Regions from separate parts of the Homo sapiens genome. Here region 2 is linked to region 1. Evidence: chromatin loops called from intact Hi-C (ENCODE). Cell type or tissue: tibial artery. All regions are shown on one strand.

What was found. Hi-C counts contacts between places; a loop is a spot of excess contacts. Peaks named below come from ENCODE experiments on the same cell type or tissue, not always from the same donor. Only the 100,000 strongest peaks of a DNase experiment are listed, where the experiment ranks them.
Region 2: it touches region 1 in a loop (2.5-fold over the local background); 20 of 110 quality-filtered maps call a loop at or near these places.

What each region holds. Positions count from the first base shown.
Region 1 is chr7:159,029,628-159,032,127 of GRCh38, reverse strand. VIPR2 (vasoactive intestinal peptide receptor 2) reads left to right here. Exons shown (of 13, transcript NM_003382.5): 11 at 61-190; 12 at 259-300; 13 at 1,339-2,500. The coding sequence ends at 1,512. Among named protein-coding and RNA genes, the nearest start is that of LINC00689, 23 kb to the right of the region's middle. RefSeq lists an enhancer at 261-913. In tibial artery, CTCF peaks have their summits at 1,110 (motif pointing left) and 1,310; DNase peaks (open chromatin) are centred at 357, 737, 1,487 and 2,187; H3K4me3 peaks cover 1,827 bases; H3K27ac peaks cover 2,500 bases.
Region 2 is chr7:159,148,180-159,150,679 of GRCh38, reverse strand. No RefSeq gene overlaps it. Among named protein-coding and RNA genes, the nearest start is that of VIPR2, 4.6 kb to the right of the region's middle. In tibial artery, no CTCF peak of the experiment used is centred here; a DNase peak (open chromatin) is centred at 949.

The DNA.
Region 1 (2,500 bases):
CCAGGCTTGCAGAGGGTCCGAGGGTCCAGCAGCTGAGCTGGCTCATCTCCTTCTGTGCAGGAGGCTGGCCAAGTCCACGCTCCTGCTTATCCCGCTGTTCGGCGTCCACTACATGGTGTTTGCCGTGTTTCCCATCAGCATCTCCTCCAAATACCAGATACTGTTTGAGCTGTGCCTCGGGTCGTTCCAGGTAGGTGTGCGGAGGCGGCCGCCCTCCCCCGAGCGCGGGTCCTGCCTGACCATCTCTTCTCATTGCAGGGCCTGGTGGTGGCCGTCCTCTACTGTTTCCTGAACAGTGAGGTAAGTTCATGGCCGCCTTGGAACCAAGCACAGGTACTCACTTGCTTCCTGAGATGCTGCCCAGCCTGGTGCCGCAGCCCCCACACATGCCTGTCTTCCGCGGGCTCGAGTTACTGCCCGGGACCCCACAGTTCTGTGTCCCCATCAGAGAACCCACAACGACACAGGCAAACCCACTCTTCTGGGCCCAGCTTCCAAACCCCGCCGTCCTTCCGTCCACCCTAAGTAGCATCGACTGCCGTCCGTCTCGGAGCCCTCTCGGGAAAGCTCCCGGCCGGGTCTAGACAGAATCTGTTTTTCCCCATGGTCGGCGTCTCGCTCCTGACCATAGCTTGTGAGTCCCAGAAAGCCGGGCCTGGGTTGGGGGGTGGGGCTGCACAGCGTCCTGTGAGTCCCTGGGGAGGAAGCCCGGAGCCGAGCTCTGCCCTGCGTTCATTCCCAGCCAGGGAGGCTGTCTCCGGGCTGCTCCAACGGCCTGGCCCCGTCCCCTGACCCCTGACCCTCCCGCCCCACGCTGCGGTTGCTGGCGCTTTCTTTGCTTGACATGCAGCTTTCACCAGCACGGCTTCTGCAAAGCTGAGCCCGAGTAGTGCCACTTGTCCTCCTCCCTCCTCTGCCGTCCGGGCACCCCTCACTCATCCCCACCCCCTCCCAGGGCTAACATTCCCTGCCCGCTGGGAACAGGGAAGGAGACGGAGGCCCAGCACCGTCACAACCCCGGCTGCTAAGGAAAATCTTTTCAGAGAAATATTAACTATCTGAGACTGTGGGACTGCGCTTACCGCGGCAGTGGCGATCCCCGAACCACCCACGCACAGTCTTAGAGTCTGGCAGCGTCCCCCGCCCTCCTGTGGCCGTCCAGTTCCCGCTCCCTCCAGCCTCTGCCCCCAAGGCCGTTTCTGTTTCTGTCCATCTGCTGGCAACACAGATACGGGAGCAGGCGGGAGGGAGAGCTGGAGGCTCGCGGGCCGCGCTTCCCATAGCAGCCGCCCGCACCTGCCCAGGCTCACGGGCGTTCCCGCTGCCCTCACCTCCCAGGTGCAGTGCGAGCTGAAGCGAAAATGGCGAAGCCGGTGCCCGACCCCGTCCGCGAGCCGGGATTACAGGGTCTGCGGTTCCTCCTTCTCCCGCAACGGCTCGGAGGGCGCCCTGCAGTTCCACCGCGGCTCCCGCGCCCAGTCCTTCCTGCAAACGGAGACCTCGGTCATCTAGCCCCACCCCTGCCTGTCGGACGCGGCGGGAGGCCCACGGTTCGGGGCTTCTGCGGGGCTGAGACGCCGGCTTCCTCCTTCCAGATGCCCGAGCACCGTGTCGGGCAGGTCAGCGCGGTCCTGACTCCGTCAAGCTGGTTGTCCACTAAACCCCATACCTGGAATTGGAGTCGTGTTGTCATTGACTCGATTTAAACTCCAGCATTTAGATAATCTTGTGCAAAATGTGTTTCAGCCGTATAGTGGATCCACTTTTTTTTTTTTTTTTTTTTTTGAGACGGAGTCTCGCTCTGTCGCCCAGGCTGGACTGCAGTGGCCTGATCTCTGCTCCCTGCAAGCTCCGCCTCCCGGGTTCACGCCATTCTCCTGCCTCAGCCTCCCATAGCTGGGACTACAGGCGCCCGCCAACACGCCTGGCTAATTTTTTGTATTTTTAGTAGAGACAGGGTTTCACCATGTTAGCCAGGATGGTCTCGATCTCCTGACCTCGTGATGGGCCCGCCTCGGCCTCCCAAAGTGCTGGGATTAAGGCGTGAGCCACTGCGCCCGGCCCAAGAGAATAGGGGAGCCAAGGAGGAAATGTGGAAACGCAGTTGTGTGGCCCAGCACGAGCCTGGGCGACCACCGGGTGACATCCGTCCCACATCAGGGCGGCCTCCCAGGTCCCATAAGGGTAGCCCCCTCATCTGCAGGACAGAGGGAAGCCAGTCAGGGCCCCCCTGACGTTAGGACCAGGAGAAATCAACAGGAGGGCAGCCCGTCCTCTCTCTTGGGGCGCCCACCCGGCCCGGCTGAGCCCTGCCCCACCCAACTCCACAGGGCTGTTTTGCCTCCCCACGGAAGGCGGGCTGAGGAGACAACCAGATCAGGAGAGCAAGGTCATGAAGGAGGGGACCTCTCCACACAGGTGTTCCGTGGGACCCTCAGCAGCTCTGGCTCTGCCTCAGGAGGTCACCTGCCGCCCTGTGGGAGCCGCAGAGCCTGACGCT
Region 2 (2,500 bases), 120 kb before region 1:
CGTTATGCCTTGGGAAAGCATGGCTTAGTAATTGGCAGCAAATAACACTTTGAAAACTCTTATATTGAGGGAATATCTCCATCCCGTCACCCTCATCTGTCTGTCCCCATCCTCTTCCAAAGGGCATTCAGAACTGGGGAGAGGACCTAGCAAAATAGGTTAGAAAATGGGAAAAAAGATTAAGAACAAAAAATCAGTATTTTAATGAAAATACGAGGACAAAGTTCTTGATATTGTAAAAACTCTGGTTTTGTGTGTAAAAATAGTAACTGAGAACAATTAGGCATAGAAAATGCCTCACTTTCATGTGATGCTTTAATTACTCCCAGGAGAACATTATTAATTATTTAAAGGACCACTTGAGTCATTAATTATCCTTCCCTATTCATTTCTAAGCAAATTTTTAAATTTAGTCTCATTCACCAATTTACTCCCCAATGAGATTTCTATTTCTGCTTCACACGCAGCTAAAAATAGTTCCCTCTTTTGTTCCTTTAATGTTGTTTGTTTTCTTCTCTTCTCCCTAAAAAGCCACTTGGAAAGGTGGCATGGCCGTCAAACCAGACCCTGCTTCTCTCTGAACTCCAGGACCCTCTGGCCTGGAATCGCTGGCCTCCCGGCCTGCAGGGTCCCCCGTCACTCCCAGGACCCTCCTTTCACCCCCTCTCCCCTTCTCCATGCTCCCTGGATCCCCCACACCCTCGGAATTTTGGACAAGTGATAAATGCATGACCGATGCCTACCGATGATGACCAGGGAGGCTCAGCTGACAGCTTTCTCCCTCCTCCCACCAGGCCCCACCCGGGCCTCATCTCTCAAAAAGGAAAGTCCTGGTTTACCAATTCACCCACAAATGTTAGCGATTTAGCACCTCTTGCTTCTCCTTTGAAAGGGAATCAGAGAGGAGAGCATAACCCAGAAAGTGAGGACGCCCTGGCGAGGGGAAGGGTCTGGAGGGCAGCCCCACTGACCTGCTCCCTGCCTGTGGAGCCGAAGCGTGGGCTCTGGGCTGGGCTTGAGGGCGAGTGCTCAGGGTGGGGCCCTGCTGTCCTGGCAGCCGCTGGCTGAACCCTCCAGACTGGAGTGAGTGGAACCAGGAGTAACTCATACATCTGCCCACTTGCTCATCAACAAACAGGGAACACCTGCTGTACAAACCCACAATGCTGGGCATTCACTGGAGGGGCAGACATCAAATAATCTCTCTAAATATTGTATCCTATCGCATCATATTATATTAAGCTAAGAATAGTTCTCCAAGAAAGTGGCAACACCTCCTTGTAAAGGGAAGTTTAAAGAACTCTGAGCCTGGTTGGTCTGAGAAATTGGAGGATGGCAACAGTCAGGGCCCCAGGAGAGGAGAAAGAGACACCTCCTGGAAGAACTGGTCAGAAGCAGAAGGGAGAGGCTGGTGGCCTGTCTCTGTGAGCCCCACCTGCCTGGGGTGGGAGGGGGCCCGGGCAGGGCTATGGCATGCGCTGGTGTGTGCCTGCCTGGGGTGGGAGGGGGACCCGGGCAGGCTGCGGCACGCACTGGTGTGTGCCCGTCTCTTGGACAAACCATCTGAGATGTTCTTCCAGCTGCTCTGCCTCCATCGCTGAGCCTCCTGCTGAGCTGAGTAGGGTCCCCGGCTGGCCTGGCACTAAACTCTGCTTAGATATGTCCAAGGGTCTCTGCTTTTGCCCCAGCGAGGAAAGGCAGGATGCTTCTCCAGACTGGGAGGGCTTTCCTAAGGCAGACACCTGAGCCAAGACAGGTGGAAGCTGGGAGGCATGTGCCTGGGGTGGAGGGTGCCTGGGGCGGAGCGTGCCTGGGGCTTCCAGAGATCAGCAAGGCTGAGGCATGAGAGGCAGAGTGGAGGCTGCGAGACGGGTCCAGGAGGAGACTCAGGCCCAGATCAGGTGTGGCCTCGCATGTAGGGTGACCATGTGCTTCACATAATATGTCCAAACCAGGACATTTCCAAGAATAGGGGGACACGAGTAACGGTTACGCTGGGGCAATGGGCAAAGCCAGGCCAGGCCCAGCATGGCAGGTGGTTGCCTGTTCAAAGGTGTAAACCAAAATGTATTTGAGGCAGGTCTCAATCAACTTAGAGGTTGATTTTTGCCAAGGTTAAGGACATGGCCCAGGGCACAGCCTCAGGAGGTCCCAAGAACACACACCCAAGGTGACAGGGTATAGCTTGGTTTTATACATTTTAGGGAGACTGAAGTTACAAGAAAAGACATAAAGCAATATCTGGAAGGTATACATTGATTTGGCCCAGAAAGGTGGGACATCTTGAAGCGGGGTGTGGGGCCTTCCAGGTCACAGGTGGATTACAGGATTTCCTGATTGGCCGTTGGGTAAAACAGAGTTAAGATCTGCCTGAAGACTTGATATCAGCTTGAGTGAAAATAAAGGGGGTTGTGGAAGCCAAGGTTCTTGTGGATGAAGCCTCCGGCTAGCAGGCTTCAGAGAGAGTGAATGTGAATGTCTACTATCAGGGCCTTGAAAG